Regions from separate parts of the Homo sapiens genome. Here region 1 is linked to region 2. Evidence: read pairs that join two places in POLR2A ChIA-PET (ENCODE). Cell type or tissue: A673. All regions are shown on one strand. Links, peaks and the distances in the headings refer to the core of each region. The heading gives the core; the rest is flanking DNA.

What was found. ChIA-PET counts read pairs that join two places held together with the same protein. Peaks named below come from ENCODE experiments on the same cell type or tissue, not always from the same donor. Only the 100,000 strongest peaks of a DNase experiment are listed, where the experiment ranks them.
Region 1: POLR2A ChIA-PET joins it to region 2 with 5 read pairs; 4 of 35 experiments call an interaction of 5 or more read pairs at or near these places.

Annotation. Positions count from the first base shown.
Region 1 is chr11:123,722,834-123,728,208 of GRCh38, forward strand. It overlaps ZNF202 (zinc finger protein 202), which reads right to left. Exons shown (of 9, transcript NM_003455.4): 7 at 5,300-5,375; 8 at 4,643-4,762; 9 at 1,081-4,158. The coding sequence ends at 3,164. Among named protein-coding and RNA genes, the nearest start is that of ZNF202, 16 kb to the right of the region's middle. In A673, for the core only: no CTCF peak of the experiment used is centred there; no DNase peak of the experiment used is centred there.
Region 2 is chr11:123,652,153-123,657,527 of GRCh38, forward strand. It overlaps SCN3B (sodium voltage-gated channel beta subunit 3), which reads right to left and starts at 2,472. Exons shown (of 7, transcript NM_001040151.2): 1 at 2,074-2,472; 2 at 1,595-1,674. The coding sequence starts at 1,649. It overlaps LOC105369543 (a long non-coding RNA gene), which reads left to right and starts at 1,533. Exons shown (of 3, transcript XR_948124.4): 1 at 1,533-2,000. RefSeq lists silencers at 1,856-1,925, 2,486-2,715. In A673, for the core only: a CTCF peak has its summit at 1,791 (motif pointing right); DNase peaks (open chromatin) are centred at 1,979 and 2,549; H3K4me3 peaks cover 1,588 bases; H3K27me3 peaks cover 2,085 bases.

The sequences.
Region 1 (5,375 bases), core at 197-5,196, 71 kb after region 2:
CGAGATCACGCCACTGCACTCCAGCCTGGGCGACAGAGCGAGACTCCATCTCAAAACAAACAAACAAACAAATACTGGTGTGGAAGGGTACCAAATTATTAACCTGCTCAACATGTCATCAGTTACTATTTCTCAGTTCAGCTTTCATTCTAGAAAACTACTATGGAGCCGTTAACTCTCATTTGGATTACTGTCCTTTCAGCCAGTCTGGTGAATCAAAATTTTTTATTTATTAAATATCCCATTTTTCGCCTGTGGCAGGGTGGTGGTCCAGAGGCCTTGACTGAAGGGGACTGGAACAACTTGTCTGTGCCATCTCTGGGCTTTTCTCCTCTACTACTCTACTGCTCAGTGCAAACAATGTATCTTCTATTAGATCCATTACTTCAGTTGTGCTTTGAAGGGGGCAACAGGTTTCTTAGTGGGTTTTGATTTTAGTACCTTGATGTTAATCTGATTTATGAAATTCTCCATGGAGTTCATCTGAGTTTACCGGATTCTGCTCCGGAATATGAGGCCTAAGTCCCAGATAATAAAAATGTATTTTGGCTTGATCTCTTGGGCATTTATTTCTCCTCGGACTTTGTGGTGAAGAGGTTAAATATTCCTTGGTTATTCCTAAATTATCTGGTCAAACATCCTTATATTATCATTTTTAATGTGTCATACCTCTTTAGCACATTTCCAACCACCTGCCACTTCTGTTAATTAAGTAGCGTATTAACTTCCTCCAAATAATATCTTTAAAATCCCACCGTTTTCTCCCTCAGAAACTTAGTATGGTATTCAAGGATGCTAGAATTCTACTGCTCACAAGATACTAGAGGGGACCCCTCCGAATACACACCCTGTGCTCCAACCTCCCTGCTCACGCTCAGCTGCACTACTTCTTTCCTGCCGCTGCACACTGTGGTTGTGTTTGTTCAGATTTGGGAGACAACATGTCCCTCCCAGAACCTCAGAAAATTCAGTAATTTACAAAAGGGACCAGAGATTTAGTGTCAGCATATGAAACTCTGCAGGGAGATCAGTAATTAAGGACTATTTGATGTTCCAACAAACCGGCCCAGCCTCACAAGCTTTCCCTCATGTAGAACTCTGACAGATTTTCATTTATTGGAATAATGCAAATAAGAAAATTAAAAAGTCAATTTGTTGTCACTGCCAGTATTTTACCAACCTTTATAAATGGTTAAGTCTGAGCTAGGAGAAACTATCTTTTGTGGCAGACATTTCACCCAGGACAAGCTGTGCTTAGGCTTAGATACTTGGTTTAGAAATGCCTGCTTATTAGGACAGTATCTTCTGCAAACTCCAGGCTTGGATCTTATCTCAGAGTGCATATGTTTCACCGGACTCTGCTAATCATCCCAACCCTTCCTTTCCTCAAGGAAAAATACTCTGTACTCCCAGATCTATTTGAGTATGAACCACCCTCAGAAGTATCAGGACACTGAAGCCCTGGAAAAGGAATGGGTAAGATGGGAAGTCCCAGAAACCAGGGAACTTGGCTGCAAGTGTTACCTTTATTTATTTCATATATGTATATTTCCAGAAGGACAACGGTTGACTGGTATTAAGACCAAACCAGTCCATCAGAATATCATCGACCAAAATGAGAATTTCCCTGTTGGGCCATTAGGGTTGGAGTCTTATTAACCCTCCCCTATTCCTCGGGCCCATAATGCATTATGAGATAGAGGAGAAGAAACCAGGCACAGAAGACTCTCCCTGTCATGCTTTAACCCCATACCCTGTGCTCCACTTATGGAGGACGTCTCCCCAGTTCTTGCCACTCCCACAATCAGAGAAGGTGAGGTTCATAATTATTCAGCCTCATCTCCAAGGAACCTTTAACTGGCAACAGAGATTGTTGGGCCATCATGAGATGCTACTTTCTAGCTCTATGAACATAAAATCACGTAAGAAAAAGCAAACAACACAAATACATGAAAGCCATTTACTCCTGGTGAATTCCTCAGGGTCCCAGGTTCAACACTTTCCGTGATGTCAGAGTACTCAGTCAGGGATGATGGGGACAGGGTGTCAGAACAGTCTTGATGGTCTTGCCAGCAACAGCTTTTTCTTATTTTCCATAATTTGGTCTTAGTCGTTCTCCAGTTGTCTTCATGTAAATAAAGTGGCCCATGGCAATCATGATTCTGTAATTGTTATAGTGCCTTTGTAAGTTGACAGTTTCCAAATCCCCTTACTCATACGACCCCTGTGAAGGGGGGTGTGAAGGGGTTGGTGGGCTTGTGCATATGAGGGAATGTGAACGATTTCATTATGACCGAATTATGCTTTACTCAATAAGCACTCAAACACTACCATCTCACTTGTAGTAGAAGTGCTAGGGATGCAACCAAGAGACTGGTTGAATAACGGGAAGGTTAAATGCATGAGTATTTTAATAGAAAAAAATATTAAAAACAAAACCAAAACTCGTATGGAAAGAGGCTTCTGACTAGGCCCTCCTTTCTAGCAGTGTTTGGCACCTGATAACAATTTGACGCTGGGGGAGGGAGCAGCTTGACAAGGTCCACATGAAGCAGCCTTGAGATTTTTCGCCCACTTCCATTTCTCCTCAGCATCAAAGGAAAGTGCATGGTAAGAAGTGAATCAGACAGCGAGGGATCTATGCAGTTATCCTGTGAATGTGTGGCAAAGCCATCAGGACGCAAACCTCCTGTCTTGAGTCCAGAGCTGTGTGCTTTAAGATTTGACCCCAGTAAAGACAGAATCCTTCAGGCTCGTCCCTTCCCAAACCTAAGGGGCTGTCCTTGGCCACTTTCAACTTGAAGCTGTTGAGCAGTCTTTAGGATATGTAACAGCCTATTTTTTGGACGATATAGGAACCACGACCTCTTAAGTCTCTTAGTTCTCCTACTTTATACCCATGAGGTAGAGGCAGGTGCACTCCAGTGAAGGAGAAGCCTCAATTCAGGTTGTACTTTGGATGAAACATCCCCTCAAGGCGTAGAGGAAGGCTGAGAGGTTCTGCCCAGGCTCGTGTTTAGTTGCAGGAAGAGGTAATGTCAGATCTGAGCAGGTCAGGGAGACTCCCTCGAAAAGGTCTTCCCAGGCTGACAAGAGGGCTTTTCCTCTTCCTCACCTCCCTTAGGTGAGGGCTGAAAGCAGATCTCCTCACATGGGGACCTAGCTAGGAGGTCTTTTCTGAGTGGGTCCTCTGATGCCTAATTAAGTGATATCCTCTGCTGAAGCTTTTTCCACAGGTAGGGCACGTGAATGGTTTCTCCCCAGTGTGTGTTCTCTGATGCCTGACGAGGTGGTCCCTGCGACTGAAGCTCTTCCCACATTCGTTGCATCGGCAGGGCCTCACTGAGGCGTGTCCTCTCAAGTGCTTGGCGAACGCTGCGCTGTGGGTGAAGCAGCGCCCGCACTCGCTGCAGAGGTAGAGTTCCTCAGCAGCGTGCGTCTTCCGGTGCGCCAGGTACCGCCTGTGTTCACTGAAGTCCTCACCACACTCTCCACACAAGTAGGGTTTGCCTCCCAGGTGGATTCTTTGGTGTGTTGTTAACACAGATTTCTGGCTGAAGCTTTTGCCACAAATAGTACAAAAGAAGGGTTTTTCTCCAGTATGTGTCCTCTGATGTCTGACAAGGTCTGAAGTCCAGCGGAAGTGCTTTCCGCAATCATCACATCTATAGGGTTTCTCCACTGATGGAGTTCTCTCAGCCTGTGTCACAGGGGAGGTCTCTTCCAAATTCTTCCGGTTTAGGGGATATTTGTAAGGCGCGTTCATCTTGTGAACCTTTTGGTGCCTGGCAAGATGTGAGCTTCGTGTGTAACTTTTTCCACATTCCATACATTTATAGGGTTTCTCTCCTGTGTGAGTCCTCAGGTGTCTAACAAGGTGGGAGTTACAAGTGAAGCTCTTTCCACACACAGAACAGTCATGATGCCTCCCTAACAGGGGGTGGACGGGTGTAGTTTCCCGAAGGTTCACAAAACTATTCACTTGAGAAATATTAGTACCAAATCTTCTTTCATTAAGTCTACCTGGATTGTCCTCAAAGACTATTTCCCAATCTGGAGTCTGGTGAATTTCTGGTTCTCCCAAAACAGGCCTGTGTATATCCTCCAAACTCAGATCTTCCTGCTCCAGACACTCTTCCTCATCTTTACTCCTATCTCCTGTAGAAAGGGTGAGAGGAAAAAGGGGGTCACTGTAGCGGCAACAATGCCTTCTACACAATGGGGAGATTTTTACAAAGGGTTTTGAGATGGCAAGACTAAATAGAATGCCTGTCCTGTGCCAAGCACTTTCTCATATTGTTATGCTATCAACAAACCTTGGTATGCACAAATATAATCTTCATTTTACAAATGCAGAGATTGAGAATCGAGGGTTTAAGGGAATTGTACAGTAAATGGTATAGCTGCAATTCCAAAAGTTAACATTTTTCTTTCACCCTTTTGTATTACATTGCTATCAGACAAATGATGGGAGGAGAAAAGAGGAGGGCAATGACAGAAGAAATGGCTGTCAGAGGGAGAAAGCAGTACTGGCTGACATGTTAGAAGAACTGATGAGAGCGGGGCCCTACAGAGAGAGAGAAGCACTGCCTAGAGGAACTGCTGGCTCAGGGTGGGTAACACCGTTTTTGTCATTCCTCACCTGTGTAGGTAAAACTCAGGATTTCTGGCTCTTGAGTCTCCTGAGGCTCTTGGATATCTGGGACCCAAGGCTCTTCCTCTCTAACCTGGGAGATCTCATCAGGTCTGGGGATTGGAAATGCTGCTCAAGAGAGGGAAAATAGGATATCACGATTGGCTCAACAATTCCCTGTGTTAAGAGCGGTCCTTTTCTATTTGGTAGGTTGTGGGGCAAATACATAGCTAGCTCAGGTGATGAAATCTTTCATCTCTTTAGTTTGTGTACTTTTAACCAAGGACTGCGTATCTCTTGCCTTTCTTGTGGTTTTCACCTGCAACTTAATAATTATACCATTGTACACCTTATCCTCTTTTCCCATATTCAAGAAAGATTATCTCCAACTCTTACTGTTTTAAAACTCATGTGCTTACTTCAAATATTTCTGCACTAAAGCTGTCATATTACAAGTTTGTTTTCCTATTAGAGGTTTCCATTTCCATCCATTTATCTTTTACTTGAAAGGACACCATATTTTTCACCTAATCCCTCAATTTTATTGGTGGGGAAGGCATAAGAGAAGTTCACTGCATACAATCTAAGGTCTAAGATCCCCCAAAATTTCCAGCAGGAAAAAGATCTCTGGGCTTAGAACACTCTAGAATACTTGAAATTCCTTACACAGAGAGACAACAATTCCACAGTCTTCTTCCAAGACATATTCTCCATAGAACTCTTTCTGTGTTGGGTCCAGATC
Region 2 (5,375 bases), core at 249-5,248:
TCCACAACTTCAGCTTTACCGACGCTCTTTTTATCTGGCCAGGCTAACATCTTCTAAGCCTCGTGTCCTCAGCCTTAGCCTCCCCTGAGAAAATTTCAGCCTTAATCTTCAAGGCAGGTGAGATCATTGGCAACATATTATAGCTGCTCCATCTCCAGGTCTGGTCTACTCTACTGGGGATGGCTGGTGATGAGTCCGCCTTTGGGGCTGACATTACCTCCCTCCTCAACCTTCCTAGTCCGTCTCATCAGGCATTTTGACAGGAAGCTTGGCTCTGCCTCTGGTCACATGCAAAATCCAGATAATGCTGGCAGCTAGAGTTAGTCCTGGAGGCTTGAAAAAGTAATACTAAAGCAAAGAGGCAGCTCCCATCAGCATGTCTGCCACCGTATAGGCAGGATGAGTTTCATGCCAACCATGGGAACATAAGCTCACATGCCTCGTTTCAGGGAGGCAGGTGGGTACAATTGTGTCCAATTACCCTGTGTATTGATTTTTGCACGGAGAAAGGTAGCTAAGATCATGTAAAGCAATCTGTCTGCTGAAGAGAACCTATATTTTATCTGAGGATCTAATCATAGACACCAAGGCAGACATGCCCAGAACTACCACCCCCACCCCTGCCATACACATACTACTACACTCACCCATGCATTCAGATGTCTATGCCAACATGCTCACACACATGCTAGTGCACACATCCAGACACTGAAATATATTTACATACAGTAAAACATTGTCTCAATCACACAATCAGACATTATCACATAGATCAATCCCCTTTACACACATTCAGGCACTCCAAGACCGTCTCTGACACTCTCTTCAGCCTTTACTGTTCCAAGTGTAAGATTCCCTTATTTGGAGGGGGAAGGTCACCTCAGTTTCTCACAGCTGACAAGCAAGAATCTATTCACCTTTGAAGGCAAAAACCCAGCTCTCCTCCCCTAACACCAAAGCATCTTAGTTCCACAGGTTCATGCAACAAACAAACAAACCAAAAAAAAAAGAAGAAGAAGAAAAAGAAAGATGCATTTCACAGTTGCCTATTTATTTAATATATAGCAGTAAATGGCTGAAGGCTGTTTTCTTCCCATTCCTTGTTAAAATTAAGAAGATGATGAGCAACTAAAGTATTTTCACTCTCAAAATTCATGCATCCAGCTTTTATGGTTTTTTTTTTTTTTTAATATACAGAAACGAATTTGAAGACCCAGTAAGCTTTCCAGGAGTATAGACTCCTTGATGAGAAATAAAATGTAACCACACAGGAGGTTTTTATTCGTGAACGTGACTGCATTTCCTTTCAGCAAAGGGAAAGGGAAAAAATACTTTGGAATGATCAGGAAACTGGAGGAAGGGCGGAAGAACCACCAAAGGAGGTTGGAGAATAGCGGGGAAGGGCGGTGGGGAGGCGCCTTTCCCATCTCAAAATCCCAGCTCTCATGGAACCCCTGCCATCTCCATGTCTGGCAGATACGCACAGAGGCAAGCCAGCCAGAGCTCTTTTCTGTCACCAACGACATCAATGTGTTATTATTGTTAGCATTGTTACTGTTACCTGCATCCGGCATGGCGAGGTGCTGGTACTTACCCCAGTAGATAAGCACGAGAGAAGCCAGGGGAAACAATCTATTGAAGGCAGGCATCTTCTGGGGCTGGCGGCTTCCAAGGCTACACAGAGAGATTCCCTCGGTCAAGGACTGCGCCCTCTCAGATTCTTTCGAGGAAACCCTTTGGGACGAACTGCCCCCAGGGGGCGACTTTCTGACCGAAGGAAGGGCCGAGCACCGGTGCCTGGGGAGGCCCTGGGAGCTTTTGGAGCCGGGTGGGGGCTTTGGGCCCTAAGCGACCCCACTGGACCTCCCCAGTTCGAGGGAGCCGATCAGCCGCTCCGCGCCCGCTCTCGCCGGCGCTCAGCACCACGGACAGTCGCCTCCCCGCCCACCCCGGAACTCCAGCTTCCACTCGCGCCCCTGCCTCGCTCGTTTGCGCCCAGGGTAAGCTCAGCTCGGAAGGGAGTCGCACTGCTGGCCTAGCAGCCAGGCTGTGGAAGGGTCCAGGTTGATTCACCTCTCGCCTCCCCAGGATCGGTTGCGTTCCGACTGGAATCCTCCCAGCCCCGCGGCTCCTGCTTCGTCCGCCCTAACTGCTTCTCCAGCTGGGCGTGACCCCACTCCCGAAGCCGCCGGGGCCGCCCGTCTGGGCTACAGAATGCGTTCCACGTCGGTCCCGTCCACGCCCGCCCTCGGCTCCCTGGGGAGGTGCAGCGGGGCCGGGAAGGAAGCGGCAGCTCCCGTTCGGCCGGCGATGTCAGAGGTTGGGGGGTGGGTGTAGAGGCGGAGCCCCTTCCCGGGAGCTCGCCCCCGGATGGTGCGGGGCCCCGACCCTGGGTGGCAGGTGATCAGCAACCCTTCTCTAGGCCCCCAGGCCGTGTGTGCTGTCAGCCCTGACATGCGCAGGCGGCTCTCCGCCACCACCACCGCCCCGGACCCTCCCCCTAGTGCACACTCCCCACCCCCTGATGGGCGTGCCCCTCCCAGGCCCAGCGCCGCGCCGAGCGGGGGCGGAGCCGGGAGCGGCGCAGACACTTCCAGCCGGGATATCTTTGCTCGCGCGCTCGCTGGTCTCTCCAGGTCTCCCTCTCGCGCCTCCGCACCTCCCCCGAGCTCGGGCGCACCGCCGCCCTCGGCTCACGCCCTCCAGGCAAACCCACTCCGCTCCCGCACGGACTTGCCGGGTGTAGCTCCGGGAAGAGAAGGGCCAGAGCTCTTTCAGGCAATGATGTCATCTGCAAGGCGCGCCGTACGCGGTTCCTGGCTTCGCCTCCCAGACCCCATGCCTTCCAGTTCTCGCTGTCTATCCTTTGTCTAGCCTTGATTAATTGGCCCCGGACACAGCAAACTCAGCAAGATAATCCCTGTTTAGGGCAAATGGGGTAGGGATGAGGCGCACCTGTTCCTGTCTTCACCTCATCACTCAGTGAGGTGATCCAAATGTCAGCGCAAGGGGAGGGGGGCCCAAGAGGACTCCTCTTCCCTTCCCCAGGTTCTTTGCAGTTCTCCCTTTTCCTTTAATTACTCCTTTTTAATAAAGCAGATAGATTGTGTTTGGCGTCTTCCAACTATTAGCCACTCCCTAGTCCTAGCAGCTGTTTGAGTGCCCCCGCCCCATCTCTGGAAGGGAAACCTGAAACTTTACATTCAACTATAAACTCAAATTGACATAACAGATTAGGAACGCCTGGAACTGAAGTAAAAGAGTAATCCAAGAGCCCTTCTTCAGCTTCCTTTTTCTCCTCTTCTGCTCTTTCCAAAAGGGGAAGCTTAACGCTGATATTCCAAAATGGAATAACAGAGCAACAGCTGACGGTGAGTGGACCAGAAGCAGGAAATGCTCCCTCCTGACATCTCACAGAGTAACAGAATGTCCCCAGTCGGATCTTCCTGGGCAGGGAGCCACCAGGCCATAAACTCTGTGCTGTTTGGAGGACTAGGCCTTGAAGCATGTATACTGTGTTAAATTTGGATGGGAAGTTAAAGTTGACCTAATTCAACCGCTTTTCCAATTTGTGACTTCCCCCAAGAACATTTCGGACGAATGGACTTGATTTTATTTATTTATTTATTTATTTATTTATTTATTTATTTATTGAGACGGGGTTTTGCTCTTCTTGCCCAGGCTGGAGTGCAATGGCGCGATCTTGGCTCACCGCAACCTCCGTCCCCCGGGTTCAAGTGATTCTCCTGTCTCAGCCTCCTGAGTAGCTGGGATTACAGGCATACGCTGCTACACCCGGCTAATTTTGTATTTTTAGTAGAGATGGGGTTTCTCCATGTTGGTCAGGATGGTCTCAAACTCACAACCTCAGGAGATCCACCCGCCTCGGCCTCCCAAAGTGCTGGGATTACAGGCATGAGCCACCGCGCCTGGCCTTGATCTTTTTAGTGATGAGAACTTTCTACATCACAAGTTCACCTCTTCTGATGCTTAAGGAAGTTCTTTATGTTCAGTTGAATTCCGTACACTCCTCCTCCCCCTCCAAACTCCATTAAGTGGCCCTAATGCTGTTTTCTCTTTAAAAGAGCTATGCTTCCTCACATCCGCCCTAAGACATTTTTGTTTGTGGCTACTCTTCCTTAGTTTCTTCCAATGTATTTTCTAGTAGTTTCCAATCCTGTACCACCCTGGCTGCTTTTTCAGAAGGACTTTCAGTTTCTCAGCATGATTCTCCAAGTGACGTCCAGAACAGGAACTGATGGTCCCTGTGTGGTCTGACCAGCATAAATCCAGTGGAATTATGGCTACATTTGCTTTGAAGGATATAACTAGTTAAATACATTTACAGCCACATCTTAGTCATAATCAGCTTATGTTCAATTAAAATCCCTGAGTATTCTTCACTTGACTTGTTGCAGAGTCATTGTGTCTTGTACAGGCAATTTTGGAAATTTTATTATGAAACTTTGCACTTATTGCTGTTAAAATTTATTAGTTTCAACCAGTTATCACACTGTGTTAATACTTTTATTGAATTCAGATTCAATCACCCAATATATCTCTCTTCTTTACCCTTGTTTCATCTCTAGGCTTGACAATCACATGATCCACACATGGATATTTAAAAAAAGAACCAATAGAAAAAAAGAAGAGATAGTCCTATGGCCTGCTTCTAAAGACCTCATTCTACCTTGACAATGAGCTACTAATTAACATTTTTGTTTGTTTGTTTGTTTTTTGAGACGGAGTTTCACTCTTGTTGCCCACGCTGGAGTGCAGTAGTGTGACCTCGGCTCGCTGAAACCTCCACCTCCCAGGTTCAAGCAATCATTCCGCCTCAGCCTCCCAAGTAGCTGGGATTACAGGTGCCCACTACCACACCCAGCTAATTTTTGAATTTTTAGTAGAGAGGGGGTTTCACCGTGTTGGCCAGGCTGATCTCAAACTCCTGACCTCAGGTGATCTGCCCGCCTTGGCCTCCCAAAGCACTGGGATTACAGGCATGAGCCACTGCACCTGGCCTAATTAAAATTCTTTAGAACAGTTGCTCAATCATAAAACCCAAACATAGCTCCCTATTTTTTATATGTACAGCATGAGACATTCTGAAAATTTAGAATAAAAGGAATCTGTGAGAGGAATTAGACATCTAGTCATCCACAGGAAAGAAATAGGATCAATGGCTTACACTAACACAAAAACAGATTTTCAGCAATACATTTCAAACCTTTCCAAAGTAGGACAAATTACCTTTCGTTACATCCAAGCAGTTGTTATCCAAACAACTGCTGGGATGTTTAGGAAGGAAAACCTGTAAAGGTTAGAAATTTGGAATAGATTATGTTAAAGTTCCTATCGTCTTTGAGGTTCTATGA